Linked DNA regions of Mus musculus: all the other regions are linked to region 3. The links are chromatin loops, found by intact Hi-C in ENCODE. Cell type or tissue: gastrocnemius. All regions are shown on one strand.

Region 1 (8,000 bases), 280 kb before region 3:
CTCTCTGATATAAAAATAAAAGTGACAATTTATGAAGCCAAAAAAAAAAAAAAAGAAGAAAAGGCTGTCCGGAATCAGAAAATGAAATGCTTAAAAATACTGTTTAAATTTGCTGAAGCATTTCCCCTCAAGGCTGTCTGTTATTCCCTATTGTAGCCTCCTCATCATACATAGTGACTGTCAAGCTAGTGGTCAGGAAATATTTGTTGAATGTATGAGTATTTAGAAAAAAATTATAAGTGTTTCCCCTTTCCTTCAGTAAGAAACAGTTGCTTTAGAAAGTGAATTTGCTTCAGCACTCTTAACCAAGAAAGCCTGGGCAGCTTTGTCAGCTCTATCTCCTGACCCCTTTCCGTAACCAGCAGAGTTCTGGCCACATAGGGTCAAGCAAGTGCTGGATGCCTCACCTGCTGCACCTCTACTCCTTCACCTTTGATCTTTTCTTAGAACTGTGCTAGCTGAAAGTGCTGTAGTTGTAATCTCACAGCATCCCATTCGTTTTCTTTCTCAAGGACTAAACTTAGTTATTATTCAGTACCCTATGTGGTCTGTTTGGGGCTTGATCATAATCAGTATCAAATATCAATACAAATGGCTAAGGACTGAGTGATCATCTGTGATAATCTAGTTGGTATGTTAAGATGTGTATCATGGCATGGAAATTTGTAATTTAAACACCTGTGAAAGAAAGAAATTATTTTCCATTTAATCTTATACCTTCACCTATCTTGTGAATTCTGTGCCTTTGAGTCATTCCTTTTAGTGGGAAATGTTCTTTAAACACTTTCTCAAATTATCCGTTGAGTTGTGTTGGTAGGAAAACAGTTTCTTCCCTGCACGTGTTCCAGTGGCCCGTGAGTGCAGCTGGACTCTGGGGGAGGTTATGGCTGCCTGAAAAAGGCCCACAGCACTGAGTGGCTGTTAAGGACTGCCCCTACCTGCACGCCTGTACATAAATAGAAGTGGATCCTGACTTGGTGCTGGAGTCATACGAAGTTGAAGGCAGACTGGGTGGCCTAGCTATGGGAGCTAGCGTTGACATTTGCATTAAGAGTTGTTAGGAACCATTTTGAATTATTAACTCATTCGGTTCTGCAAAGGAGTCAGAGTAGAACATGTCCATCCAGCTCCTCGGGGCTAAGCATCCAGTTAGAACCCAGCTTGAAAACAAACGGTCCCAGAGACGTGACATTGTGCAGAGGTCATGGGACTGACCTGGAGCAAGTAGGCTGCTAATATGAAGGAGGCATACTCTCCAGACAGCCTTGTTAGAGTCAAGGTTTAAAGGTGAAGGTGAGTAGTTGTCATGTCCTGCTCTGTGCCTAGGGCTGGTATTTCCTGTGCCCATCAGAGCAGGGCAGTAGTCTCAGTTGTCAGTGTTGGAACCTAGTTTTTCCTGTACCAGCCTTAAATTAATTCTCATACATCTAACTTGTTTTCTGAATCAAATTGTTTAAGAACTTTTTAATCAGAGAATAACATACATAGGAAAAATAAATATCCAGCTAGTAGAATTTTCAAAGATTGTTATTTTGTTTTGTTTTAAAGGGTGTATTGAGAATCAACCCAAAGAAGTTTCATGAAGCCTTCATTCCTTCTCCGGTAAGTTTATTAACTTTATAATAAACTTAATGTCATATTGAATATTTTAGATGTACTCTGAACTTGAAATCATATACTTTGACTAAAAAGCAGAATAGTAAAACAAAATTGAGAATAGGCAAAGATTTGTTTCAAATTTAAATAAATAAAATTTGTTCACTACCCCTTCTGCCAGTCTTAAAATTGAATGCCAAATGAGAGGGATGACATTTGTTCTGAGGCTGCAGAAAGCAGCTGGACTTTCACAGACTACCGGCCAGCCCATGTAATTGGATACTCTTGGTTTATAGCTTAAAAGGATTTATAGGTTTTTCCACTGATTTAAGTTAATCTTTCCTAAACAAATATGCTATCTACTTTCGATCTACTGCATGAGCTAATCTGAACATTTGTCCAAAAATAATGTGTAATGCTTTTCTGTTGGTTTCTCACTTCACTTTTGTGCAGGTGATCGGCCTTTGGTCAAGGCGCTTTAGTTTTTGTTTTTAGGCTGTTTCTTGTATTCATGACTTGTCTTAAGAGCTTCTCTCTGGTTAAAGTAGTCCTGCACTGGTAAGTAGTTAGCGGCAGGTCTGTGCAGAGGGTTGTACCTGAGGCTGGAAGAGCAATAGTCTTGAGTTCCTGGCCTAACTTTCCCAGGATGTTGTCATGGAGAGCTACTTTTTTTTTTTTTTTTTTTTTTAACAGTGGAAGAGAAACATAGGGGTGAACTTCTGCTTAGAAAGGAATGACATATTTCATTAGCTACATGGCAAGTTTAATAACATTGCTGTGTTGTTCATAGGTGATTCTGTTATTACTGTTATTGTTACTACTGCTGCTACTATTGCAGTATCCTTATTCTCTTTTCTCAAGCTTTGCTCAGTTTCCTTTTCTCTTTTTCTCTCTCCCATCAGAAATCAAGTGCTTGCATTTACTTCAAGTTCAAGGCTTACTGTTACAGTAGGGAAAAAACATCTTTGATGCTTTCACACTGTTTCCTCTAAATCATAGTCTCTTCCTTAGATGAAACATATCTATACTCTGACTTGTAAAGTAACAACTTTGAGGTGGGGTTTTACTTTGGGAACAGTTCTGTTAAGCAGTGGAGTGTGTAGAGTGTGTTTACATGTGGTTAGATTCTAGAGTTTGCTCATACTATGACGATCACATTCAAGAAGGTGCCACGTGCCATCTTAGAATCAAGATTAGCTATCTCAGTAGGTTCTATATAATCAACATTTCTCACATTAGAAAGGTTGACTTTTTTTTTTTTTTGTAGCCTTCTAGTTGGAGGAGTTTAACTAAGTTTAATTAAGGAGTCCTCGCTCGTGTATGAGAAACAGTGATTTTTAAGCATGAAAATCTCACTTAATTCATCCCGTGAGATATCTGTGAACTGACCAGAGTTCAGACCTCTCATCTACTCTGTTTGCCTCGCTGGCTGCAAGGATACAGGGGACTGTAGACGTTTGAAAACTTTACTATAGCTTTTTATTTTTCCTAAGTGTTGAGTCTTGAGTTCTTTGAAGTTAAATCCCTGTTAGGTTAGCACTTAACACATGTGAAGCCTAGAACTAAGGGACAGTTCCAAATATATAAGAGGTTATGAATTGGGCTGGAGAGATGGCTCAGGAGTCAAGCTCTCATGCTGCTCTTGCAGAGGATAAAAGTTTGGATCCCAGCACCACACCAGGGTCTCACAGTACTGTAACGTTAGCTCCAAGGAATCGGATTCCCTCTTCTGCTTTGGTGGATACCTACATGCATGGTTATTCACCTTTGCATACACATGAATAAAAATAACATTAAAATAAATTTTATGACAAAGATACCTCTTTGTACCCATGTTTGTTTACATATAGAATTCATATTCTGTGGAGCTTTGGGCTGACTGTTAACCTGTGTTCTAACACCTTTCTTTCTCAAGCTTGATTCTTGTCTTCTCTTGGTTCCTTTACATCTAACCAGGGCTTGAGCATATGCATATGCATATATGGCTATCTTACCCTACAGGTCTGAGTTCTATATCCATGTTTCTTAGCAATACCATTCCTTAACTTGCATGAAGTACAGAGTGCCACCTCGGTGCTTAGGCCGATTTCAGGGGAACACATTCTTTTACCTCTTAGAATTTCTTGTCAGATGAGGAGGTGTACAGAGTCTAGTTAGGATCCTGCAAGTTAAATTCATATTCTTTGCTTTACAAATATTATGTTTATATGCTTCAGTCTGGTCTGTTAACATTAGGAAGGAAAAAGCAAAACATCTGTGTTTCCAAGGTTTATATTTGTTTTTCTATTTGAAACTTTTACCTGTCATATTCTATTTAGAAAGTTTTAGATGGATGCAGTGTTAGGATGGTTTTTCTATAAAATATGTATATGTTGTTTTATCTAGAACCTAATGGAATAGTCACATTCTCCCAGAAACTATTAATACTAAATTCACCCCTGGGAAGACTGGCAGTAAAGGCTGCTTATCAAGGCCCAATTGTAGGTGAATATACTCTAATTTTGGATGTTAGAATGGTACTGTATTCTTGTTTTGGGGCTCTTTTGGTCAGTTTCAATATTTAGAGGCATTGTAGAAAAGAATTAATAGAATTCAGTAGCATGAATTTCTGGCTAAGTATAGTTTATGTCCGCATCAAGACCAAACTTGTGTTGAATTGCAAAATGCCTACAGGTAGACTAGGAAGTGCAGTGTTGGGGCTTGAATGCTTACCTGTAAGACAGGAACACGTAGGAAAAGAACCTATGGTCTGAGCACAGGAGATAGAAAGATTTTCTCATGTCTAATATGAAGAGTTGATAAAATACCCTCTGTTAGATTAGGTTTATTCTTACTCTAAAAATGTTTACTGGGTGCTATTTGCCATTTGAAAATATCCACCTAGTCCAGTGGGCTAAGTCCTCATCATCACGTATGAAAGAATATTTTGTATCGAAGGAACTTGATTTGGAATTATTATAATTTCTATTGGTAGTAAGTAGATTTTTTTCCCTTATGGTAGATTCTAAATGTATGGAATGTGTTACATATGTCTACCTGCTAGTATCTTGGAATTCTTGGCAAAAATAAAATACAAAGTGAAAATTAAAACAAATAACTTTTAAGTAAAGTAAGATAAATGATAATATTACAATATCTTTTTTATCTTTTTTTAGTTGAGCTAAAGAAAAGGAATGGACAGCTTGTTATTTTTTTCTGTTCTGGATTATATTGGTCTATGAAGCTCTGTAATTTGTGTCTTGTCATGGGAGGCATGCTTTATCCAGCTGTGGAATTTATTCCTGGTCCAAAAGGATCTATTATCTCATCAATAGAGGATACTCTGAGCATTATGACATTCTTATATTATCTTCCTTCATTCTCTCTTTTTAAAGTTAGATGTGTCCACACTCCTTTTATTTTTCTATGGATGTTTACCATCCACTTCCTGTCTCCTTCCTCACCCTCAACTATGCTATTCTTTCTAATGGATAAGGTGAGTCTTCCAGTGTCCAAGTGAAGAGTTGAATTGTGTAGCTTTAAAATCCAGTTAAGAGGGATAATATTGAACAGTTCCTAAGTTTAGGATCTTTTATTTTGCTTTCTAAGACAAAATTTCTCTACAAAGCCCTGGTTGTCCTGGAACTTGCTTTGTAGACCAGTCTGGCCTCTCAGAACTCAAGAGGTGTACCTGCCTTTGCCTCCAGAGTACAGGGATTAAAGGTTCCGTCATCACCTGGCTTAAGTTTATTATCTTTAAAATGACAGACTTGGCTGTAGATAATAGGCTTCTGAGTGAATTGAAGAATTGAGTAGTGACACATTAGCTAGGAGTTGTCTTAGATTCTACTCATTCTCTCTTCTTGGTTCTTTAAGACAGTAATGCTAAAGTCTAGTCATCGAATCTTTCTATTTCTGAGCTGCCAAAGGAGGAGTACAGCTGCTTGCTGAGGAGACTTTGCATTGCTGATGTTTTGATACATGAGAATGGGTTAGGATGACCTCTGAGCAGCTGCTCTCTTCATTGGAGGGCGGTTCCTAAGATCAGGGTGCTTTAAATACATTGCAGAAAGCAACAGTTGGTGGTGATGTGTCACACTCGTGTGGTTCACGTTCTATTTACCAGTCATCTCTGTTTCTCTGAGAAGCTCATCACAGGGTCAAACTGCCTTACTTCTTTATGGCTAACACGGTAGCTGTTCCTTAGGGACGAGGGTGGGGTCAGATTTGGCAGAGTGTAGGCCACAGCTGCCAGTCATCACTAGACTGGAAATTGAATAGAAAATCTGTTTTAAAATATCTTGAATTTGTTTGTAGCTGGGAGGAGTTGGCAGATTTAGAATGCCCATTTTAACTAACTAAAATTTTATAGTACTCAAGTTATTTGAATGTTAAATATTAACAGTATAGAGTGTCTGTATTACAAATCAGTGACTTTCCAGACACTTTTGCTATTAGCTCCTGTAAGGAAAGCCAACATTTAACTTCTCTTTTATTCTCTGAAAAGGAACGCGATGACTTGGAAGACTAAAGAAGAGCACATGTTTGTCGAGACATTTTTCTCTTGGCCTCTGACCCCCAAAACTTGTTTTTATCTAGCTATTTTTTGCATTAGATTTTGAAGTAGATGCCCGGTGAGTTTGCTGGGCACCACCCCATTTACCACGGGGCCTTTCTGGCTGTGAGACTGAGCATGCCTAAGGTGTCAGTGCTTCATGTTCATGGTCTAGAGCTTACCATGCTCTGACGTCAGGAGATAGAGGTTTAAAGATGTTTCATGAATCTTAATCTATTTTCATTTAAAATTTCATGTAGGAGTACTATATTTAAATTATTTCCTTTCCCTCTCATTCCTCCAATTCCTCCTGAGTCTTCTCACTACTTCTCATAACCTTATATTTTTATGTGTATACATGTGCATGTATATACTCATATGTTTATATATATAAATGCATAAATGTAACCTGCTGAGTCACTGTGGTGTTCTATATGTGTTTAGATTGTTAGGTAACCAACTAAGATGCTCATTGAGGGGAAGTCTGATTCTCTCTCTTCCGCCAGTGATTAAGTTTTCCTGTATCTGAAGTATGTGGTATCTTCAGCAATAGGGATTGACCTTCAATTTCTGGGAGGCATTTTAGGGCAACAGCACTAGCATATGTTATTTTGAGAGTCTTTTGGACTCTCTTGACCAACAACTTGAAAGAAGGTTTCCTGTTTTCTGGCACTGAGGTTTTAAATGTGATTCCTTAGGGAATCATATATTTTTTATGTTTACTTAAAATTACATATAAGTGTAAATGTTTACATATGTATCTGTTAAATTAATTTTAGTTCTTGCTCCTTTCATCTCTCTCTGCTTTATTTGGAGGTTTTTCTTTTTCTGTTTTGTTTTTGTTTTTGTTTTTTTGAGACAGGGTTTCTCTGTATAGCCCTGGCTGTCCTGGAACTCACTCTGTAGACCAGGCTGGCCTCAAACTCAGAAATCGGCCTGCCTCTGCCTCCCGAGTGCTGGGATTAAAGGCGTGCACCACCACCGCCCGGCGGTTTTTCTTTTTCTACTCTAAAGCTAAAAAGGATAACATAAGAATATTATCTTTTTCATTTTAGTAATCAGTCTACAGTGTTAGTTTTTTTCTTTATGTGCTTTTCTTTGTTTTTGTCAGCCTTTAGTAGATCTCTTTAAGTATTTGGTGATTTTAGCCTCAGCTAGTCTGTTCTTAGGTTTGAATTTTTTTTTATATTATTTATTATTATATGTAAGTACTCTGTAGCTGTCTTTAGACATACCAGAAGAGGGCATCAGATCTCATTATGGATGGTTGTGAGCCACCATGTGGTTGCTGGGACTTGAACTCAGGACCTTCGGAAAACCAGTCAGTGCTCTTAACCACTGAGCCGTCTTGCTAGCTACTAGAGTAGTATTCTTGTTAAGTTAGCAGACAGATTTAGAGTATGAACACTTTGAAGGAGATAAATTTTGGCTCCAGGCCTTGGTAACTTGACTGTTCCTTTATTTCTCCCTCCAATTTAGGATGGTGATCGGGACATTTTTATTGATGGAGTTGTTGCTCGTAATAGAGCCTTAAATGGGGACCTTGTGGTTGTAAAACTGCTTCCTGAGGATCAGTGGAAGGTGAGTTTAAATTTCCTTTTCTAATTATTTTCTTCATAGGGTATTGTGCATTCCATAATGTACTTAGGCATTGTATGTGTGTGTGTTGGTGTTATGGGCCCCTTGGACTCCAAGGTAAAAATAAGTTTTGCCTGTGAATAAGGCTATTCAATGGGGATTTGAAGTCGTTCCCCCCCCCCCCACACACACACACACTTTAGTCAATCTACCTTGTCAGATCCTTGCACTAATTTCTGATACTTTTTTGGATAAGAAAAGTGCTTGTAGGGTCTTGTCAAGTGTGAAATAA
Region 2 (8,000 bases), 72 kb before region 3:
TATGCATGTTCACGCACACTTACACACACACACACACACACACACACACACACAAAGAGAGAGAAAATAAAGGCTTTAGAAACACTGTTTGAGGAACAGATGTAGTGTGACCTTGCTGGGGTATGAAGTTGGAAAGAGGCTTAAAGTGGCAGACTAAGCAGCATGGGCATCCTTCAAGGTAATAGGTTATGCTCAGTTTTGCAACAGTTGAGTGGCCTTCCTTCTAAGTAGAAACTCTCTTGAGTGCTCTGGATAAAGGAAAATTCAGCCAGAGTCAGGGCTAGCATATCAGTATCAGGGTCTGTTCCACATCACTGCCCCTTGAAACTTTGAGTAAATGCCCCGACATAGGCAGAGACACTTGTTCATAGACTAAAGTATTTATCAATGCTACAGAATCATGCTGGACAGTCACCTCCAATGTCAGCAATGCCTATCACAGAGCAAAAAGGAAAGAGAAGCAAGGGGTGGGGAAATGGAGAAGCTGTTTCTCCAGGTACTGCTGCTGCCTACGTTGAGATAAATACAGAGGGCAGATTCTCCCTAGTAGTTAGCTTTTAGTGCATGTGACTCTTGGCCACTGATTGTGGGGACCTAACCCTGCTCTTTCTATGTTTTGTTTTTGTTGTCATAGACTTGAGGTGTTATTGTATAGCTCAGGATCTCCCCACCTCTGTCATCATATCAAACCTATAGATCTAGTCTTTAGTGAACACTTCCTGGCCCAACCAAAAGTATCTGGGACCTATTCATCAATAGGAGACCAAAATCCAGCTCACCCAGCACATGGAATCCTGGGAAAGGGAAAGGCAATAGGACCTGATATAAATAGGATTGCAGGTTATCACCAGATACGAAAGAAGATGCACGGGAAGAGAGACAGCTCAGTCATTAGGAGCACTTGCTGCATAATCATGACCAAACCTCAACGATATCCCAGTAGCCAGATGTCCTTACAAAACACCTGTAACTCATGCTCTGGAGGATCTGATACCTTCTGGTCTCTGCTCGTGTTCAGGTACACACAGCTATAGATAACCACATACATCATGCAGGCGCACACACACACACAAACTCTAAAAGCAAAGAATATACTGAAGTCTGGAGTAAAGGAAGGTGTTATTCGCCTCAGCAACACACATATTAAAATTAGGATGCATATTAAAATTAGGATTAATACTGCCCTTGAGAAAGGCTTATATGCAAAGTTGAAGAGCGTCCATATTTTAAAAAATAAAAATTACTGAGGCAAACTTTATTTTCCTGGTTTTCCATTATTTTCATGAAATATCTAAAGCTAGGTATGAGGTTTATTAAGTTCAATTTTGTATCTTGACTCTTTGTTTGATAGTTGTTTGATTGGTTGATTTGGTTTGCTTTTATGTTGTTGCTGCTATTGTTGTTTGTTTTAGTTTTGAGACGAAATGTCATGTAGCCCAGGCCGACTTTAAACTCTTCATGTAGCCCAGGCTGACCTTAAACTCTTCATGTAGCTGAGGGTGGCCTTGAACCCTTGATCTCCTTTCCTCTATCACACAAGGATAAGATTAAAGGTGCATGCTGAACTTTGAAGACTGGAAGTCCAAATGACATAAGGCCACCTCTAGTGAGGGCCCTTTTCATCTCTTCAAGGCAGATAGTATGGCAATGACTGTATAAAAAGAAAACATCATATGGCATGTCAGACGGCTAGGATGAAAGGAGGAGCCAGTATTAGCCTCACCTGTCAAAGTTCCTACTATCTGTCAACACTGCTCTACTGAGAAACAGTCTCTGATTACACAAACCCTTGATGAGAGAACATTCAAATCATCTCTAAATTATAACAGAAGTTCTACCAACAATGATTCCATGAAGAGCTTTGCCACTGGTATAGGAAACTATAGACTATATCCAAAAAGGGAAAACCAGTGTCCACATTTGAACACTGTAAATGGAGACAAAGAAAATCACTTGATCGAGGTTTAGAATGCCAGACCTTAAGCACAGGCAGATTGGGTGTTATAGGCCAGGACTGTTGCTGTCACAAGGTAACCAATAGTTCAGGAGGTGAGAGGGGATGGGGAAGTAGAAATGGCAGTGTCTTGTTTCTTAAGTGATTTGGGGAAGTTTTGTTGCTTATTTGTTCATTTGATGGAGGATAAGGTACTGTTCTTATAGAAACATCAGTACAGGGAGGGTGGAAACACACAAAGGGAAGAAAACACCAGGCTCTCTATTCTCATGCTGTGTTTAAAGAATTCATGATGTTCAGATTCAGGTATCAGAACAGAAGAGTCTAGATTCCAAGAAGAGGCAGGGCTCAGAATGCAGAGGACAGAAACCAAGGAGAAGGAGGCAGGAAGAAGAACAGAGGACAGAAGGTAAGGGCCAACCAAGAAGGGAGTACAGGAAAGGCCAGTCTTGAGTGTTCACTGGTTCTGTATTTTAAAAACAACATGTGGTTATAGATTATATAATATATATTACTTTCCATATGGTCATATGTACACAAATGAAACGCATGGATTTCATGCCATCATGCTAACATTCTAAGAACCGGGATCCCATGGTGTTTGTGCTTTCAAGTCTTGGTTTATAGAATCTAAAATTCCTACAAGGAATTTTACAAGGAGTGTGTAACTTTGATAATTAAGAGAAAAAAATGAAAGCTGAGAAGTATAAACCATTCTGAGAAGCTTCAAGTGGAGCAACTGGAGTGTGACTGGCAGAGGAATATAGTCTGGAGTTAAGGGAAGCTCCACCTTTGCACTTGGGGAATCGAACCAGATGAGCAGGGAGATCACTAGCTAGAGCTCCAGGCTGAAGGCAGGAGACACTTGCCATGAGATAACAGGACCAGGGCATCCCTGAAAAGCTAGGGAAAATGGCTCAAGAGAGTAGTTGATGGAGAGTGCTAGAAAAGGCTTAAGTCTACCTTCTCTGTGTACAAGAGTTGAGTTTTCTGCTGAGAAAGAATGAGAAGGTAGAAGAATTGGAGGAGAGAAGTAATGCGTGTGAAGCCTGGGGGAAGATGCTATCAAGGCATGGCAGGAGCTGAGACTGTTTGTTGATGCATCCCTATATAGCCCAGCATGTTTTCCTGCCACCTTCAGTGTTTAGCCAGTAGGGTCCCAAGAACAAAGAAGGCACACTGTGAGATTGGTTACATGACTTGCAGTTAGGACAGTGGAGTTGGGCAGCTGGGGAACTGTGGTGAAAGTCCATAATAAACAGGGAGGGATACAGGCAGGGCCAAGAGAAAACTACCAAGCCCCACGGAAGCATAGGCACTGGCCCTATGCTTTCGGCAGCAGGACTTTCTCTACACAGAGATCCTTCCTGGTTATCTTGGTACTCTGCACCTCAGTCCGGCCCAGAATCTCTCCAGAGAGTGTGACGAGCCTCACACGGCCAATGTGCTGCATGGAGTCAGGCAGGGCATCTTTCTTCCTCCTCATCTGCCTGGGTAGAGTTTTGAAAAAGTGGCTTTAAAGAGAATAGCCCCACCTTGCCAGTCCTCTGCCACAGGAAAGCCTGCTGCACTCCGGGTTGAACAGGAACGCATGCACAGTGACCCCTGGAGGACCAGTGGATTTATGAGAGGCTGTGATGTGCCAAACCACAAATGTGATCGTAACCTCTTAATTTCTTCTCCTTTGAAAGGCAGAGGCCTAACCACCTATTTACAAAACTGGATGAACATGCACTGTTTCCTCTGAATTCCATCTGATTCCTTACCCAGAATCTAGTAGAAAGTGTATTAAAAGGACTGTCCCTTAAAAATTAAATGCATTTCTGCTGCCACAGCTTCTTCATGAAACTTGAGGTCTTTGGCATCTGACCAGTGGGAGGAGCAAAACAGTTTTGATAACCAGGACAGCTACAGGGTATACTAGTGGATTTTTTTTTTCCAGAGGGTTGCCAAGAAAATCTTTCCTTTCTACTGAAAGTACTAATTGCTATGGGCATTTTTTTGAGAAAGATGCTACTATAGAATATCTGTCAGCAAGGATTTCATAAACTGTTGGGATTTGGTTTTTTTATTTGTTTGTTTTTGTTTTGTTATTGCACGAATGTGTGTGACAGACAGACAGACAGACAGACAGACAGACAGGGAGAGAGAGAGAGAGAGAGAGAGAGAGAGAGAGAGAGAGAGAGAGCACATAGAAAACAGCAGGATATTTATCTTATACCAAAAGCCATCCATCTGTGCACTAATAGTGCCTGCCTGCTGTGTGGAGTAGATAGAAGGACAAAGCCAGACTGACTTGCCTTTGTTCTTGGGGGTTCCATATCCTGGGGGCACCTAACAAGGGATCAGGATACAGGGTGGTCAGGACCTTTCCAAGTGCTGTAGAAGAGCTCGGAGGGTGGAGTAAGTAGCTAATTCTTTGGGACTGTCCCACAGCCTCTGTGAAAGATCAGGGGAAGTTATAGAACAGTACATTCTCTGCCTGGGGGAGTCTGGAGAAGCATGGAAATGGCAAGGATCTGAGTGTAGAAAGATAGCCAAAGTTTGCCTGAAGCAAGGTGTCCAGAAAGGTGTTCCAGAAAATGGGAACACCATGTGCAGAAGCTGGAGCAGCGAGCAGGCAGGCAGGTGAAGGGCTCGCAGCGGGTGGGCCCATGGGCTCGAGCTGTGTGTGCCCTGCACAGGGCTGAATGCGGGCTGAGCCAAGTGGCACAGGGCTTGGACACCTTCAGCTGATTGTTAATGCGCATTTCAGAGCAATTTCGCTTTGAATAAAACCCATGTTCAGAATCGTTCTAGCATGTTGGGTTATCAAGAAGTGCTGGGCTCAGAGTCTGACTCGAGGTCGCTGTCCAAAGCCTTTCTGATTTCCACCTGCTGCTACCTCCTCTGTACTGCCCTCAGCTGCTTGATGATCTTAAGACCTGAGCTCTACCCCCCTTTTCATTCTATACATAAAATTTTAGCCCTTTCTTGTTTATGAAAATAGATCAAGATTACTATGTATAAAAAACATAAAATTATATTATGTATAACATAGTTTATAAATGCATAACTTAAGAGATGCCTTTGGGACACTGCTATTAACTGCATTTCCACCTTTATTTGGACTTCACCTGTTTTTTCCATCAGTGTTTTCTGTCTCGGGGTCCAGTCTAGGCCCAAGATACAATGACTTTCTTTTGACAAACACTAAAGCATGATGACCAAAGTCATGTTGTGACTAAAAGTCTTATAACTGAAAGTATGATACTTCCTTGAACACTGTCCAATTAAAAGCAACAACAAAAATAAATATTGAGCTCTGGACTAATTGTTGCAGCCAGTTGCCACAGAACATCTGGTGTCGTCATCTGGCAATGAAACCCAGAAAACGTGTGGGTTTTGCTCAGCCTCAATGATAGTGCACCACAGACTGGGTGACTTCACCAACAGACCTATATAGTTGTTCCCAGCTTCAGGTGCTAGCCAGTGTGATTCCTGGTGAAAACCTACCTCTCTCATATGTGGCTGTGTCCTCATATGGCCTTACCTCTGCACCTCCATGGAGAGAGGGACTGTGTGTTTTTTTGTCCTCTCATCCTTAAAATCAGTTTTGTGTAACTAGGTCCCACCCTTATGACTTCATTTAACCTTTGTAATCACTTAATAACCCTGTCTTCAAATACTGTTAAACTGGAGACTACAGCTTCAGTATATCAATGGGGAGGTACAATTCGGTTCACAGCATAGTTAAAAGGCTGAAATTATATAAAAAATTTTAACTTTGTAACTTTGTCACAAAACAGTGTATATGACACAAAAACTCTATAGTGTGTTGGTGTAGATGAAGACGCAGTTTTTTTGTTTTGTTTGTTTTGTTTGTTTTTTGGGGGGTTTTTGTTTGTTTGTTTGTTTTTTTGGTTTTTTCGAGACAGAGTTTCTCAGTATAGCCCTGGCTGTCCTAGAACTCACTCTGTAGACCAGGCTGGCCTCAAACTCAGAAATCCACCTGCCTCTGCCTCCCTAGTGCTAGGATTAAAGGCGTGCGCCACCACGCCCAGCTACAATGCTTTATAAAACAATGGACATACAAGAAAATGTAACATATTAGAACACATTTTAACTTATTACTAAAGCTAATGGGGTGCTGAGGCTACAGCTGGCCTAGCATGCACAAAGCCCTGGGTTAAACCCCCAGCGCAGCATAAACCAGGTATGGTTGTGCACACCTGTAATCCCAGCACTCAGGAGGTGGGGAATCACAAGTGCAGAGTCATCTTCAGCAAAGCCATCCTTTGAGGCAAGCCTAAGCAACACAAGACCCTGTCTCAAAGCAAACAAACAAAAACCAAAATATCAAAGTGTTTGCGTCCTTTGAGCTGACGGTATTAAAAAAAAAAAAAAAAAAGAAACAGACAAGAGAAAACACCCTATAGGTGGAACAACAATATGAACTAACCAGTACCCCCAGAGCTCGTGTCTCCAGCTGCATATGTAGCAGAAGATGGCCTAGTTGGCCATCATTGGGAAGAGAGGCCCCTTGGTCTTGCAAACTTTATATGCCCCAGTACAGGGGAACACCAGGGCCAAGAAGGGGGAGTGGGTAGGCAGGGGAGCAGGGTGAGGGGAGGGTATAGGGGACTTTCTGGATAGCATTAGAAATGTAAATGAAGAAAATACCTAATAAAAAATTGAAAAAAGAAAAGAAGAAAAAGAGAAAACTTCAATAACACTTTCATATAGAAGCTGTTACCAAAGTTTTCAAGTAATCACTGGGTGTAAAACTTCTAGAATACTGCCAAACACCTATTAATTTCTGTTACCAATACCAGCCATGCATCTTCAATTTCTTCTTCTACATCAAGCACATGCTTTCTATGGAAACAGCACATTACAGAAACTTCACAAAGTGAGAGAAACCATGGGGATTGGTTTTGATTTTACTAATAAAGAAATTTACTAAATTTACATAAATTCAGTGTAACAGCCCTCCCTTCCCAGTAAATTGAACCCAGTACAGGGTTCAACAGTATATGTCAAGTTAGGCCACAGTAAGTATAGGAAAGAAATGGTTTATAATGCTATTTCAATTTGGGAAAGAGTGTAGGTGGTAATATTATAATCAAGAAAAATATGGGAGAAGGAATAGATTTGAAGGCAGGAGGGAGAGAAGGCAAAGTATCTTGGTGGGGAAAACAAGGAGAGATACTAATTTTTTTCTGGTATTATAAATAATATTCAGTGACAGCTATTTCTTATAATTTGAAGTATCTTAAATACAAACTATTTTGTTTTTAAAAACAGGTTGTATAATTATATTTTTTATTGTTTATTTGATTGTTTGTATAACCTTAGCTGACCTGGAACTCTCTATGTAGACCAGGCTGGCCTCAAACCCACAGAGATCTATCTGTCTGCTTCTACTTCTGCCTTCTGAGTGCTAGTATTAGTGTGTGCCACCATAACCAGCAAGATCAGTTTATTATTATGAGATTAAAATGATAAGTGAGATAAATAATTCAGGCTTTAAAAGCTTCAAAAATGGGGCTGGCAAAATGGCTCTGTGGCTAATGTGCTTGCTGTCAAGCCTGGTGGTCTGGGTTCAACCTCTAGTACCTACATAGTAGAGAAAACTAATTCCCCTACACTTCCCTGACCCCACATGTGTGCCATGCTGCACACACACACAAATAAATAGTGCATTTTTTGAAAATCCTGAAAAATGGGTGATTGGTTGGCCAATATTCATCTATAAATCTGAATTTATGAACTTCAATTGTAATAGTTATATTGTATTTTTCTGTTTATACTCCAACATAATTTTGTAATTTATTGTATATTCAATTACTAAATTAAAAACTGGTTATTTTGCCCTGATAAGATTTTATATTTAGACATTGAGTTCTTAAGAATATTATTCAATCAGAACAGTTATATCACCAAACCTCCCCCATATTCTTTAAATATTTATTTTTATCTTATATATACACTTTGTGTATGTCTGGTACCCATAGGGACCAGAAGAGGGCATCAGATCCCCTCGAATTGGGGTGAGCCACTATGT
Region 3 (8,000 bases):
TACTTTCCAGCTCCCTAGCCACCAGCCCCACCCTGGCCTGGCCTCAGAGGGAACTGCAACAAGATCTCTACAGTTCCCCACCCCCAGCATCCCTCAATTTAGTACTGATCAGACCACTGACTTCCCATCACGCCCCATTCCCTTGCAGTTTTCCACCACACTACACTCAATTTGGGGCTGCTGAGAGAGCAGCAGGTCTCCTGTGAGGGTGGCTGCTGTCTTCCCACCTTGGGCTGCCCAGCTATAGAGGAGAGTCATGCTCTAGCACACAACTCCTGTGAGAGCCCAGCAGCTGCCTTCACAGCTACTGGGGAGCCCAAGGGCTCCTTAAGCCAACAGTGAGGATGTACCCATGTGGGGGAAATTTGGTTTGCCGAAGAAATGAATTTGAAACTAGCTGGGAGCAATTCTTATCAAATTTCCATGTTAGCAGTTTTCACCAAGAACTAATTGAACAATCTCTGTGAGTGGCCTAATTCCATTAGCATGAGATTCCCACAAAGTTAACAAGTGCCCTAGTGGCCAAGGGCAGAGAGGCTCTTCTGTCTCACACTTGGTTTTGGTCTTTGAAGATGGATGGAGTTTCAGGTTTCAGCAACAGCCAGGCAGATGCTCACCTCTGGCCCAGTAGGCTTCAATCTCAGCAGCTCAGCTCCAGATCAACTTCAGAAGCCACTTTGCAAGTATTCAGGGTATGAAAGGGCTGATCAGACCACTGACTTCCCATCCCAAGATGAATTTCTCTTCTGGGTTAGCAGGTAAAATGGATCTGAGGGTAGAACATCCTACAGACCTCACCTCCCTTGCCAGGCAGTATTGAGAGACCAGGTACAGAGGAGTAGAAAATATGAAGGCAAAGTCTGAGGAGCATGAGTCTGGACAGGGCCTGCCCTCAGCACCACCTCCCCACCTGAGGCAAGACCCAAAGTTAGTGCCAGCATCTCACTGTTGTCCAGAAACTGAGTTCTAGGGGCAGAAACAGCAGCCACCTGGGACCTGTTCCTGTCCTTGAGCCACAGCGAGGTAGCTGTTCCTAGTGGGTATAGTACTTTCTCTTCTCTCCACTGCCCAGTGGGCTTGACAGTTCCAGGGACGGTGCTCTGGGGTTACCCATCAGCCCTGTGGCATCATGCTAGATGAGGAGCCCAGAGAATGAAGCATCTAGCTTCTTTGTCCCTGACTAGCTATAGACTGAGCAAGGGTCCTCTCTTCTTGACAGCTGCAGCATGGTGTCAGCATTGACTGCTATGAACCAGCCTTCCTATAGGTAGCATGGTCAGGACAGAGGTTGCAGACCTACCTACAAGGCCCTTCCTTAACCTGCTCTACAATGAGACATAAGCCAGTGACTCTTCCCTTCCCCTCCTCTGGGCCTGCTGGATGGCTTCCTGCGGGCTCTCTCAGGGCATGAGCCCTTGCCTCCTAGAATACCTTCGACTTGTCTAAAACTAGTCATAAGGCCCTGGCTCCTTCCTTCTGTCACTGACTCACCAAAACTCAATGGAGCATTGCCTGCACTTGACCTATCACCCCTTCCCTGTTTTTCTAAACCAGATTCCCCAGCCCTACCACCCTGGTGGTTTGCCTCAACTTGCCAGCCTCAGGGGCCTTTTCTTACCCTTTCCTCTGCCTCTGCAGCACTTCTCACAGGGCAGCCTGCTACAGCTCCTCCATGTCCCTCTGCCTTATTCTACCACCTCTACCTTCTCTGTTCTGGCCTCCTGGGGGCCAGTGCACACGCCTTCGTCACCTGGCTCGCTCAAGCCCTCCCTTAATTGTCTCATCCCTCATCCGGTCCTACTCTGTCCCCCAGCCCCAACTATTCCCACATACTTATTTGAAACATCTTTCTTGCTCAGTAGCCTTCCAGCTCCTGAGTGGGGTCCAAGCCTGTACCCTCAATTCCTTGCCTTTCCACCTCGAGCTTTGTGTTTCATTTCTGGTTCCTTGACATCCCTTGAAATGAATCCTGCTTGTGAGTGTACCTCCCTGTGGATGGATATACCTGTGGGCGTCTTAGGAAGTATTTAGGCATTCTGATTGCCTCTGAGGCCACTGGCCCCAAGAGCACAGACTGATGCGTAGGGATATAGGACTTGGAGCAGATCACTTCCCTATTTGCACATTAAGCTCCTGCCACCCAGAAAGATAAGAACATTGTAGGGCCATAGGAGAAGTGATACCCAGGGTGGAGTGAGGCCACAGCTAGAAAAGATGAGTAAGAAATCCAACAAAGGGATTCAAAGCTAGCTCTGAAAGCTGAGGCCTACCAGCCATTGCTAGTGTAAATAACTCTGCTGCTGTGTATGAAGGAAGTAGTACTCAGTAGATAAGGAAGTAGTACTCAGGAGATAAGGAAGTAGTACTCAGTAGATTGGTTAGGGCCTGTAGAGAAAAGATCAGGAGACTTGGTGACCCCAAATTATCAGCATGCCTGGCAGTGAGTATTAGGAAGTTAGAAACACCTGAGAACTAAACAGAAAGGACAATAGTGATAGAGGGACCCAACAGTCCTACCTCCTGAACTGGAGCCTGATGCCATTGCTCCCAGGAGTCCTTCACTCTGTGCAGGTTGTTGAACATCCACTCTGGGACTAGCACATATACCACTAGGGATGGAGACGAGATACAACCTAGGACCGAGAGAGGCCATCACAGTCATGAAGGCCAGATGCTATGATGGGGACCAAGAGGATGCTAAGAGAGAGTTCCTCATGCTATCTTCCAAACTGAGTGATAGCCAAAGAAAGGACATGAGCGAGGAGCAGCCCTAGTACTCTGGGCTGTGAGAACAGTATATGAAAGGACAGAAGCCAAAAGGGCCTCAGGACTTCAGTAGAGCCAAAGTAGGATGGAGCAGGGAAGAAGAGTGATGCAGTCCAAACATACATAAAACATACCATATTGTTTAGCCAGGTAGAGGAACTGCTAGTCTTAAACAGTGGTTCCTGCTGGAAGGGACATGACCCTGTTTTGTGTGAAGGCAACACAGTAGCAGGAGATGACGACCTGGACAACAGTGATGACAGGAAGGAAAGCAAGAGATGCTTCTGGAAATCTACTCCAGATCCTAGAACTGGACCATTTGAGCAACTCTTGCATACCCTGTTGCTCTTTAAAAAGAGGAAGAAAGAAAAGAAAAAAGGAAAGGAAAGGAAAGGAAAGGAAAGGAAAGGAAAGGAAAGGAAAGGAAAGGAAAGGAAAGGAAAGGAAAGGAAAGGAAAGGAAAGGAAAGGAAGAAAGGAAGAAAGGAAGAAAGGAAGAAATGGAAAGGGAAGGAGGGGAGGGGAAGGGAGGGGAGGGGAGGGGAAGGGAAGGGAAGAGAAGAGAAGAGAAAAGGAGAAGAAGAGAAAGAGAAGAAGAGGAGAGAAGAGGAGAGGAAAGGAAAGAAAAAAAGCAATAACAGGACAGGTGCCCAGACAAGAGGAGGTCTAGCTAGGCTAGGGTAGACACACTGTAGTCTGAGTGGTACTTATTTATGGCCAGGAACTTGGTCGCTGATTTTCACTTGGTTGGCATGCCTGCCTTCCTCAGAGGCTTCTCACCTAACCACTGTCTGACCTGTCAGGATGCTGAGGTTATGTAGACTGAAAGACCCTACATAGAGAAAGACACAATCTCAAAAAATTAGGTAAATAGCAAATAATAACCACATTTGGACACAAGTAAATAAACATGGCCCAGTCTGGGTCCTCGGATGGTAGGTGCAGTGTCCAGCAGCATAAGTTGTGTTGAGCATACTCACTTCCTAAGGTAAAGAATGCCTATAATAGTAATAAATTGACAGCAGTGTAAATTTGTATCTGAACCTTTCCCTTTAAGTGGTATCAGTACCGTTCTGGGCGGAAGCTTCCTTTCTTATGACATGGAATGTGCATCTCTGGTGTGCACTTATATATAGGTTGATTATGGCTTGCCAGGACATGAAACCCTGGCTCAGCTGGTCCCTGGGATGAGAAACAGCAAACCTTCCCCCTCTTTCCCCAGGCCTTGCAGGCCCAGACAGCAGGTAGGGACTGCTTGAGAGAGGGCTGCAGAGCTTTCACCGTGATGTCCTGGCTGACAGCCTCCTGTCACAGAAGAGTCCTACCCAAGACCTCCAGAGTTGTGGGGCCCCAGTGGCTCAGGCCTCCAGATGCTCAGCAGATGCCAGACCTGGGACTGAGGCCCCATCTCTGAGGGCTTGGCTTGCTGTTCTGGAAGGTGATCCTGGCTGTCAGCCATTCTTGAGCCCCTATTTAGAGCAGTTGTCAGGCAGTTGCTGGGATTCAGCTAGCTCCCCATCCCCAGCAGGGCTGAGTGATCTCATGCCTATGCGATGCTGTCGCCTGGGGAGGAGGTGCCCTAAGACTGAAGGCAGGTGCCCAGACCAGAAGGAGAGTCTAGGCCATGGCAACCCAGACAACCCTCAGCCACTTTCCCAGTTCCATACCCTAATGTGCTCCAGCCTGGTTCATTTGCCCTGGGATAGCACAAGGCATCATTTGAGTTTGGCTGCAAACTTTATGTGAAGTTTGCCCCTTTCCCCACAAGAGAGGAAAGCTCAGATTGATAAGCTCGCTTGCCAGAGACCCCACAGCCAACCGGTTTGCACAGAACCCTCAGCCCAAAAGGCAGCTTTAGCTAACGAAACAGCAACTGGCACTCCAGGGACCCCTGGACTTTGGGCCACAATTTGTAAACTCTCGAGCTATTCTTCCCAGAAAGTTCTTGGGTTCTAAGTGGCTTTTGCCACGTCCCAGGACTGGAACAGAAGAGTCTGGTGGCCCCCTGCTGATCACTGTGAGAACTGCACAAGGGTAGACAGGTGCCAGCAAGAGGGGCCTTGGCTAGCCCCAGGTGAGAGGAGAGATCTGTGCACCCCTCCATGGGTGATTGGCCCCACAGGGAATCTTAAGTTCAGTGGAGCTCTGGCTGCTGCTGGTTTGGCCATGTCTCAGCCTGTCAGTTCTAGATCTTCTAGATCCTGGGCCTCCTGGGAGTCTGGGAGCTCCTGGGCCAGAGTATCGCTGGGTCCTTTGTGATGTGCACATGCTTGCTCCTTCCCCTTCCACTTGCAGGATGAGAGGATTTTAAGATCATTTCCTCAAACCACCCTAGGACACTAACGAGCCTTATCCGCACCCAGAAGTGGGAACTTTGTTCCGTGCATCCTCTTGGTTGGTGACAGGATTTAAGTTAATGCTTTGCTCTTGACAGACTGTTGTGAAGAATTCCTAGGCTGATGTCTTAACTCAGAGGGAGAGAGGAAGCGAAGGGCAGATGGACAGGGGGTGCAGAATGGACAGATGGACAAGGGCTACTAATGGAAATAGGAATCACAGGCACCAAGGTGCCTGAACAAGGCCAGCCTATGCAACCAGAGTCATGCCAGATTGTGATCAGAGTTAGACATGCTCTTCTTTTCTCAAGGTCTTGGGCAGCTTACAGGGCTGTGCAGATGTCCATGGAGGATAAATTGTCAGGTCATGGTCACTGGAGAAGCTGCTTGCCTGGAGTCTTCTCATGCCTGTTTCCCATAGTGGCCCCTCCTTCACCCCATCTCTCTTCTCCCACCATGAACTCATGTGGAACAAAGCAGAAGAGTTCCTGTGGACCAGGACTCTGGATCATCCCATCAAAGTCTCTGACTTATAGCTTGGAGCATGGAGAAGGGTCCCTGTCCTGAGCCATTAGCCCACCCTGCTCCTGCCTGCCTAACAGCCTTATCCTCACAGTCCTGCTGTGGGGCCCTACTGCCACCTGCCGGCTTCATTTACAAACTGCAGTCCTAGTTCAGCCTTGGGATTACAAGAGACTGTGTACTCTGGTCAACAGGATTCTGAGACTGCACAAAGAGAACAGGTCTGGAAACAGTCCTGACTTCCCATAGCAGTGTCAGAGCATTTATTTAACAGTCTGAGCAGGGACAGACAGCATCCCAGCACTGTGGAGGTTGTGACAAGGTGAAGGATTATCAGATGTGTTAGTCATTTGTGTGGTGTATGTGAAGAAAGGAAAGCACCACTGTGTCTTGGACAGTTGATATTCCTGCTTGGTATCTGGCCCAGAACACATGTTCCCTCTGCCTTTGCACCAGCCCTGTGATCAGACATTAGCATTGTCTTACTTTGGGAAGGAAGAACAGGAGATTCACCAGGGGTTCCACAACAAGAGTGTGGTAGAACCAGCATTCAAACTGTCTCAGAGGCTTGGTGGTCAGTGATGGTGATTGTCAGTACTGATAAGCACAAGAAGGGATTGGGGACTGAGATAAGGGTGTCAGCCTAAAAAGCTCTGCCTACAAACTAGTGGGTAACACAAAGGCTTTTCTTCTTGAGCTGAGTCTAGTGAGTCCATGACAGAAGCCAAGTGTGCAGAGGCCCCCATGACTGGAGCTAGGCTTGCCCAGGCCCCAATGACAGGATCGGGTGTGCACAGGTCCCCATGACAGGAGCCAGGTGTGTCCAGACCCCACCTAGTGGGCTTCATGAGCCCCTTGTAGAGAAAGCTCTGCAAATAGGCACCTAGACAGAGCAGAGGCAAGCGTCTTCACAGCAGGTCCAGTCTGGAGAAGGAACATTCTCCTATATGTCTGATTTTCCTTCTAAGAACTTGTCTAGATGACAGATCTGACCAAGCAACACTACTCAGCCTCCAGTAGAGGGATTTATCCCAGGTTTCCTCAGACACTGGCAGACTCTCAGAGCTGCCTCAGTGGGAGAAGAAGACTAAGGCTCAACATGCAGCTTGGGGTGTCTCCTCGAAGCTGAACAAGGTCTCTAATGGCTTTTGCCTTCCCAGGGAGCAAGCTTTTTCCACACAGGACATGCTGACTATAGTAGTATCAGGATGTACACACCTGAAAGACTTCATGTTCAATCCACTTATTCACCAAGGGAGCCCCAAGGGTCAGGGGAGAACCTGCCTGCCCAGGATTGAAATACAGGTAACTAACTTCAGGGCTGGTTGACTCTGTCTCCTGCTGTGCCTGGCTTCCTACCCTTGACACACTTCCTCCATCTTCCATCAGTCCCCACCTCTTCTCACTAGGGCCTTGACATATTTTCATCTTCCTATTTAGAGCTTTATCCCCATGTACTTAGTTACTTATAGTAATTCTAATTACACTGAAGTGAAGGAAAATAGAATGATAGCTCTTCTTACAAGTGAGCCCCAGAGGAAGCCCAGCAGGTCTTCTTACCAGAGATCATTACTGTGTATCATCTCTGGACCAGGCATGACCTGAGAGCATCCCCATTTAGTGAGAAATGAGACAGGAGACCACATACACATTCAGACCAAAAGAGAAAGTCATTATTGACAGGTTGACTCTAGGAAATCTGAGCATGGAGATGAAAGAGAAAGAGCAGAAGAACTAGTTTGATCAGGTCACAGAAAGGTTCTTACACTGAGAACTAAGGTATTAGAGAATCAGCTGAGCCAAGGCCTTGGGACAGGGGCAGTAGCACCTGTCTCCAGGATCCCTCTAGTTACTGTCTATCCTCCACAGGCTTGTAGAGGAGTTCATGCTCCTGGCCAACATGGCGGTGGCCCACAAGATCTTCCGCACCTTCCCTGAGCAGGCCCTGCTGCGCCGGCATCCCCCACCACAGACGAAGATGCTCAGTGACCTGGTGGAGTTCTGTGACCAGATGGGGCTGCCCATGGATGTCAGCTCTGCAGGGGCCCTAAATGTGAGTGCTAGTGGGCAGGTAATGGGAAGACCTGCTTGGAGAAAAGAGATTAAAGCCTAGAAGTTGGGCTGGTGGTGACTTGTCTGCCTCCATGTAGCCACTCCCTATGTAGCCAGGTCAGTCTCCCCTGCGGTGGAGAAGATGGCATCCACTAGGGGTAGGCTCTATTATCAGGTCTGTACCAAGGGAGACTATTCAAGGTGTAGCCACTTGCATGGCCTCTAGCAAGGACTGGACTGGTCCTTGCTGAGCCAGGGTAACAGGAAGCAAGGAATCTTTCTTAGAGGGAAGCACTTCACATGTTCCCTTCTCAGAGGTAAGCTT
Region 4 (8,000 bases), 420 kb before region 3:
ATCATTGCCTTTCTTGTTGACTTGTTCTCTTACTCATTTTGCCATTAGGGTTATTTTAAAAACACTATCTTAAGTACTACAAATGACCAGCAGAGGTCAGAAGTATACCATAATGCCATGGGCTAGAATTGGATGCTTAACAGTGTATTCTGGGCAAATCTTGAGCCTGGGTTTAGAAATCCAGAATGTCTCTAAATAGGAGTCTGTGATGTGGCTAGGCCCACAGAGATGACTCTGAAAGGTCAACAGACCAGTGAGGTGGCTCAGCAGGTCAAAACACTTGCTACCAATTCAGACAGCCTAAATTCTATCCTGAGACCCACAGGATAGAAGGAGAGAACCAATTCTCACAGTGTCCTCTGATCTCCATATGCACACAGTGGTGCATGTGTGTCGTTCCCCCCCCCCCGACCGCACAGAGTAAAAAAAAGGAAAGGCCAAGACTACATGCTGGAGAGAGAAATGAATCCACAGAGGTATCCAAGATCCCTTTGCTGGAAATCACTTCTCATGGCCCCAGACTGATGGCAGAGCATTGTGTGTGACTGTGTTTTTATCTCATCTAGATGTGAGTGACTCCTCACACACGTCCATTTACCCATCTGCTCTCTACCAGCCTGGCCAGAGCTCCTGGCAAGGGACTTGCTGGTACTACTTAGTGTACCATGACAGGCCTGATGACCTGCTGGGCTGTGGTGATACCAAGTACTTCTAAGTACTAAGTGACTTCTTGCTGTCTTAGTCGGTGATAAGACTTCACAACCAAAGAAACTTGGGGAAGAAAGAGTTTTTCTTCAGCTTACACTTCCGTAGCACTGTTCATTGCTGCAGGAAACTAGGACAGGAACTCAAACAAGGCAGGAACGTGGAGACAGGAGATGATGCAAAGATCCTCCTGCTTATTGGCTAGCTTCCTCTGCCTTGCTCAGCCTGCTTTCTTACAGAATCCAGGATCTTCAGCCAGGGATGGGACCACCCACAATGGGCAGTGACCTCCTCCATCAATTAATAGCATGTCCTACAGCTTCTGGAACCATCTTCTCAGTTGTTTGCTCCTTCAGAGGACTTTCTCTTTTTTTTTTTTCGGTATAGAATTGAGTTTATTTAGGGCATGGGGAGGGGAGTTAAGAGAGTAGTAGAGGCAGAGAAAGGCAGAGAGGAGAAGAGAGTAGAGGAGTAGAGGTCGGCCATGGCCACGTGGAGAGAGGGGGAGCAAGGGGGAAAGAAGCAGCAGAGAGGAAAGAGGCAAGAGAGTAAGAGCCAGAGGACTCTTGTTTATGAGTCAAGTTGATGTAAGACCAGCCAGCATACCTACTTCATAGCTTTGTCACCCAAATATACCTCCTAGCCATGGTAGCCATGTTCTGCCTTATTTATTTATTTATTTATTTATTTATTTATTTATTATGTGCACAGTGTTCTACCTGTGTATATGCCTGCATACCAGAAGAGGGCACCAGATCTCATTACAGAAGATTGTGAGCCACCATGTGATTGCTGGGAATTGAACTCAGGACCTTTGGAAGAGCAGTTAGTGTTCTCAACCTCTTAGCCATCTCTCCAGCCCTCATCTTTAAAGCCCAGGTTCTTCTTTTTCCGTGTCTATTGCAGAACTTATCTGCACTGGAATTTGCTGGCTGCCCCTCTTGAGTTGTCTGCCGCTCCTCTATAGTCTGCATTTGCTACGCAGTGTCAGCGGATGGAGAAGCTCTATTAGACTATAGGAGATGGTGTCTTCCTTCATGGGGACCCACGATGTCCAGCTGCCTATCCTTGTGCTCGTGGTGTCCTTGGTGCCCACCACAGCGTTGAGAGCAGCAACGTGGTGCTCAGTAGGTTTCCATTGTTCCATGCTGCAGATTCGATTGCACCTTGATTTTGTCATTGAGTCAGTGGGCCTCAGGAAAACAGACCAAGAGTGTTGACCAGATGGTCGTCGCATTAGGTTGCATTAGTAAGGCCGCATGGATCTTCTACAAATAATGGAAGGAACCTCAGCTGCCACTGCCAGTGATGACATCTGAGTCTTGTCGTTTCTTTTTCATTAGTTTGCTGGAATTCCGTATCTGTAGATATTCCTTTCCTTCTGCTGTGAGTTTGTGCAGTGTTGCAGGAGCAGGGTAACCACGTCCTGTGAGGACACTGTAGCTGTGCAGATGGTTGTGAGCCTTCATGTGGTTGTTGGGAATTGAATTCTAGGACCTCTGCTTGCTCCGGTCAAACCCACTTATTCCGGTCAGCCCCGCTCGCTCAGGCCCAAAGATTTATTTATTATTATATGTAAGTACACTGTAGCTGTCTTTTAGACACACCAGAAGAGGACATCAGATCTCATTACGGGTGGTTGTGAGCCACCACGTGGTTGCTAGGATTTGAACTTAGGATCCCTCAGAAGAGCAGTCAGTGCTCTTATCCACTGAACCATCTTGCCATGGACAATTTAAAAACAGCAAACTGGTTCACTACATACATTTTCTGTATTAGAATAACAGTTATAATTAATTGTATAATACATTTAAATTATTTAGTGGATTTATATGTATTATAATTGTTACTATGGTTAAAGCTTAAATTGTCCTAGCTGGGCCACTGGGAGTTTTTTGGGTTCTCTCCTGAGTTATTTGGACATGGACCCAGTTGGGTATGATGGCTCTGTCCTGCCATACAGGCCCAGATATCCTAGGCTCCTTTAGAATTGTTTGTTCAGACTTGCAGGCTTGGGATACGGCCCAGTGGATGTGTCTGGCATGCAAGCATGATGAACTGAATTTGGATTTCAGGGACCCAGGTAGAGCCATGTCTGCCACCCCAGTGCCCCTATGGTGAGATGGATGCAGAGACTGGAGAATCCCAGGAAGCTCACTAGTTAGCCTAGGGTATGAGAGGCCCACACTCTAGGTTGTCTCTTACTTCTGCACACACATGTATCATGCTACATGCACGTCTACGTTTCCATAAGCATACACATCATACACATAAGATTTTAAAATAAAGAAAAAGCAGACATACAGTAATAGACATCTCATGAGTTCACACTGTAATTTTTCAGTTCAAATTTTAGTATTATGGATTTTTTTTGAGACAGTCTTACTCTGTAGCCTAGGCTAGCCTCACACTGTGGTTGGTGATCTTTCTTAGCTTCCTGTATGCTGGGATTAGAGGCATGCATCACCGTATCTGAATAACACTATCATTTACTTTAATCCTTTAAACATTACATCTCTATTTCTTTTCTTCTGTCAAGAATCCTGCTCTTGAAGACACAGGGTAGTAATGACAGTGCATTTACATTCAGGTGACAGAGTACCAGTCCTACTGCTGCTCCATCAGAGCAGTTCCCTGTTGCAGCCCTCCTGGCCCGTTCTTACCTTTGAAGCCTCGCTCTTTGGCAGGTCCCTGCGTGTTTACTGTTCTCTAACACTTAATGTCACTATGGTTTTGGCTGAGGCTGAGGCTTGTCTGTAACACATTCTTCAGGAAGAGTTCACAGAAACAGTATTCTGAGTCCTGAGACACAGTTAGCACTTTGTATGAAAGTTCATTTTCCTAGGTATCAATTATTTGATTTATATTTAACTCCCCATATTGATTAGTCTTAGTTTAATTAATTAATTTATTGTTTGAAACAGTTTAATTGTGTCATTTTGAACAACCTGGAACTCACTGTGTAGACTAGATTGTGTAGTCTACCTGCCTTTGCCTCCTGAGTGCTGGGGTTAAAGGCATGTGGCACCATGCCTGCACAGATCAGACTGTCCCTTGGCCATGTCGGTGGAGAACTAGTGATATCTGTGGGAGGGCCCAGCCTGCTGTGGCCAGTGCCATCCCTGGGCAGGTGGTCCTGGGCTCTGTAAGAGCGTGATCCAGAGAGCAAGCCTGTACGCCATGTTACACCGTGGATCATGCCTCGGTTCCTCTGAGTTCCTGTGCTGACTTCCCTTACCTGAAGTGTAAGCCACCTAAATCCTTTCTCTCCCAGCTTGCTTTTGGTCACGTTGTTTATCTAAAACACAGAGCAGTGACTACACTCCCTAGGCATGCTTCACTGATTTCTAATGCTGCAAAGCAACGCTGCTCAAGACCAGAGCTCATCCACTTTGAAGATACTTGCTATTTCTCCTCTTGATTCCTCAAGAATTTTCACCCAGTGCTACACAGTAAATTTCTTAAAACATATCTTGATGTTCTCATTTTGGGTCATTTTCTCAGGCATTACTATATTCAGTATAGCTCCAAGTATGTTGTTCAGTCAAGACCTAGTCATTTGCCTGCAGGCCTGATATTCAGGTGTCAGTAGAGGGCGCTGTAGGAACATGGAAATGGACAGATTTGCTCTATAACAGTGGTTTTCAACCTTCCTAATGCCTCAACCCTTTAATACGATTCTTCATGTTGTGGTGACTCCCAACCATAAAATTATTTTCACTGCTATTTCATAACTGTATTTTTGCTTTGGTTATGAATCGTAATGTAAATATCGATTTAAAATGTGTTTTCTGATGGTCTTAGGTGACCCCTGTGAAAAGGTTGTTCAACCTTCAAATGGGTTGCGACACTCAGGTTGAGAGTTGCGGCTATAGAAGTAGAGTTCCTGCAGTATGCCCCTTTGGCTGTGCCTGGTAGCCAGCTAGCCTCTCATGTCACGTGAAGAGCTGCTTTTAGCAAACCTCCAGCCAACTTCACCATCTAATGAGTGGTGGTCTGAGTCTGCTTCAAGGTGTCGGTCTTAATCCTGGAGCACGGAGACTGTTTCTTAGGCTCGGTCTCAGCCACAGATGCAGAGGTGTCTCCATTTACCTGCTGCTCTTCCTGTAATTTTCAGAGGTCTTCTCTTTCTAGCCATTCCCTATCACTTCAGTCCGTTAGGGTGAGCAATTCATTGCAATAAGTTTCCCCTTTCATGTTGCTTTGTGATTTCTCTCTCCTGAATGGATCCTGAGAAATGTGTAATAGTCTCCCCATGTGTCTGTGTCTGCATGTGTGTGGAGGTGCATATGGAGACCAGACGACAACCTCTAGTGTTCCTCAGGAAACCTATCCTCAGCTGCCTTGGGATTACAAGCATACACTCCATACCTACATTTGTGTGTTTGTGCTCATGTGTGTGGGTGCATGTACATATGTGTGTGTGTGGAGGCCAGAGGTTGATCTCAGGTGTCTTTATCATTTGCTTCTACAACATATTTATTATTATTGAAATTTGTGTGTGTGTGTGTGTGTGTGTGTGTGTGTGTGTGCATGCCATGGGGCACTTGTGGAGATCAGAGGATGACCTGCAGAAATCCATTCTCTCCCGCCATCGTGTAGATTCCAGGTCTCAAACTCAGGCTGTTGGGCTTGGCTGTAAGAGCTCTTACCTACTGAGCCTCCTCAATCGTCCCATAGCTTATTTCTTGGGGACATGATCTCTCACTGAACCTGGAGCTCACTGGTTGGCTAGGTTGGGCGTCTAACAAGCCTCTTGGATCCTCTTCCCTGTGCCCCTCAGCCCTGTGATTACAGGCTAAAGGGAACTATATATGCCCTCAGCCCTCAGCCACACACCCCCTTTTTTGACATAAGTTCTCATATTAGCTCAGGCTGGTCGGTCTCAAACTTATTATGAAGTTAAAGATAACCTTCGACTCCTGATCCTCCTGCCTCTCTACTTCCCAAGGCCTAGAACTATATGTCTGTCAGGTAATGGTTTGTTTTTACAGTGTTAGAATATGAATCTCAGGTCTCATGCATGCTAGGCAACTGGCCTATCACTGAGCAATATCCCCAGCCTGATTTTTGGTAGTACTGGCATGGAGCCTATAGCCTGGCACCTGCTAGATAGGTGCTCGCCACTGAGCCACACCCCAGCCTTCTTGTTCTTGATTTGAAAAAAAAAATGATACCGTGATCTTTATCTTATAGACATTTAGAATGAGATATGAATTTATATTCCTCATTTTTAAAAATATAAAATCAGTTTTGTTCAATTTTAGAAGTAGATGGTTGGGGACACTTTTCTAACTTTATAATCCTTCTCCTGTTTCCATGTAGTGTCAAACAAAACAAAACAAAACACTCTACCGTGACATACTATAGTATTAACAAAAAATTCAAACTGTCATAAGATCACATTCAATACACTTGCATTTTACACATATTTAAATGAATTTAAATTTAAAATTTAATTTAATTTAAACTTAAATTAAGAAATATAACAACAAAATTATAGTCCTTAGAGTTAGGTATGGTGGTACATGTCTTTTATCCCAGCATTTGGGAAGCAGAGACCAGCAAAATTCTTGAGTTTCAGCCTAGTCTACATAATGAGACCCCCATCTCAAAAATAAAATATCACATTGCTTAGAAATAAAACTGAAGGGCTGGAGAGTTGGCTCAGCAATGAAAAGCATTGGCTGTTTTTCCAGAAGACCCAAGTTTCATTCCCAGCACCTAAATGGTGGCTCACAATAACCTCTAACTCCAGTCCCAGGGGGAATCTGATGCCCTCTTTTGGCTTCCATGGATACTGCATGCGTAAGATACATGAACATATGCTGGCAAGATACCCATATACCTAAAATATAAATAAGAAGAAAAATATTTGAAAAAGAAATGGGACAGAATTATAAATCATAATATATATATATATATATATAGAATATTGCCAAATTTTAAAGATTTGAATGAGTAGAAAGGTGTCTATTGATCACTGATGGGACAGTTTAATGTTATTAAAATAATGGTAATTCCTAAACTATTGATTCAGTACAAATCCTGCCAGAATTCTGATCGTCTTCTATGCAGACATTGACAGGCTGACCATGAAGATCATTTGGAAAACCAAAGAGCCTAATACAGCTAAAACAATCTTGGGAATAAGAAGACATATGGAAGACTTCTGCTTCTGGGTTCTAAGACACTCAGTGTGATAGTGGTGTAAGGTGATGTCATCACTGTGTTCCTCACAGTGGTGACAAGAATAACCAGAGAGAACAACTGAGGGGATCAGTTTTGTTTAGTTTCAGGGCTTGCAGCTCCTCCTCAGCTCATTTGATTCTGAGCCTGTGGTGAGGCAGATCATCGTGTGGAAGAAGAGTCTGTTTGCTCGTGGCAGACAAGCAGAGCAAAGGGACTGGAGCTTGTTCAGTTCATCACCGTCAAAGATGTCCTACTGGCGCTGCTTCCGATTATGTGCACTTTCTAAAATTTTCAGAACCTCTCCAATGGCTCTACCATCTGGGGACCAAGCATTCAAGACACAAGCCTATGGGGACATTATCTATTCAAGCCGTAACTTTCTACTTTGCCTTCCCCCACAAACTCATGAACATCCCATACTGCAAACACATTTGGTATATTTCAAGAGGCCCAACCTTAATGGGTCCCAACCTTGCCCAGTCTTAACCTTGTCCAAATCCTAAGTTTCTTCTGAGGGTAAAGGCAGACTCTTCACTGTAAACCCCTGTAAAATAAAAAGCATGTATTCCCAAGCTACAGCAGCACAGGGTGGTAAGCATGGAAATCTCCCAGAGTGTGGTTGAGACCCAGAGAGCCAGTACTGACTTCTTTTCCTCCATGTCTAGGTTCACATGTCATGGCCAGCTCCAACAGGTAGTATAGGCAGCCATTTATAACCGACATGGCTCTCTCTTGGGCCACTTTGTGACTCAATTGCATATTCCTGGCATCTTCAAACATGCTGCAGACTCCATTTCATCTTTGACATTACCTCAGAGCTTCATTCATAGCCTCCTCAGGAGATTTTGCAAGGACTTCAACCTAGTGTTATGGGGTCTCCCAGATTTTTTGAAAAACTCACCTGGAACCCCCCTTGACCCCATGCTTTTTCACTGTAAGACCAGTATTACATGGACCTGAGATCAGCACATCAACGCTGCTGCCAGAGGAACTGGGGAAGCCCTGGCCTCATAGACTGTGAATTGCTTTTTCTGCGACTGACCAGAATTTGGTAAAACAGTCCATAAACAGGTTGTCGGAGGAGACTGGAATGGGGCAAGGAC

Evidence for each region. Peaks named below come from ENCODE experiments on the same cell type or tissue, not always from the same donor. Only the 100,000 strongest peaks of a DNase experiment are listed, where the experiment ranks them.
Region 1: it touches region 3 in a loop (3.0-fold over the local background); 3 of 42 quality-filtered maps call a loop at or near these places.
Region 2: a loop joins it to region 3, with 2.5 times the contacts of the local background. A loop is called at or near these places in 7 of 42 quality-filtered maps.
Region 4: it touches region 3 in a loop (11-fold over the local background); 17 of 42 quality-filtered maps call a loop at or near these places.

What each region holds. Positions count from the first base shown.
Region 1 is chr1:86,752,679-86,760,678 of GRCm38, forward strand. It overlaps Dis3l2 (DIS3 like 3'-5' exoribonuclease 2), which reads left to right. Exons shown (of 21, transcript NM_153530.2): 4 at 1,549-1,602; 5 at 7,610-7,711. Among named protein-coding and RNA genes, the nearest start is that of Dis3l2, 53 kb to the left of the region's middle. In gastrocnemius, no CTCF peak of the experiment used is centred here; no DNase peak of the experiment used is centred here; H3K4me3 peaks cover 429 bases; H3K27ac peaks cover 3,947 bases.
Region 2 is chr1:86,964,919-86,972,918 of GRCm38, forward strand. All of the region lies in intron 11 of Dis3l2 (DIS3 like 3'-5' exoribonuclease 2), which reads left to right. Among named protein-coding and RNA genes, the nearest start is that of Gm41909, 41 kb to the left of the region's middle. In gastrocnemius, CTCF peaks have their summits at 3,561 (motif pointing left) and 7,967 (motif pointing right); a DNase peak (open chromatin) is centred at 3,533; H3K27ac peaks cover 402 bases.
Region 3 is chr1:87,036,525-87,044,524 of GRCm38, forward strand. Dis3l2 (DIS3 like 3'-5' exoribonuclease 2) reads left to right here. Exons shown (of 21, transcript NM_153530.2): 15 at 7,493-7,676. Among named protein-coding and RNA genes, the nearest start is that of Gm28375, 27 kb to the right of the region's middle. In gastrocnemius, CTCF peaks have their summits at 507 and 4,782; DNase peaks (open chromatin) are centred at 4,776 and 5,731; H3K27ac peaks cover 1,532 bases.
Region 4 is chr1:86,614,356-86,622,355 of GRCm38, forward strand. No RefSeq gene overlaps it. Among named protein-coding and RNA genes, the nearest start is that of Gm41908, 8.7 kb to the right of the region's middle. In gastrocnemius, CTCF peaks have their summits at 86 (motif pointing right) and 4,288 (motif pointing right); a DNase peak (open chromatin) is centred at 4,298.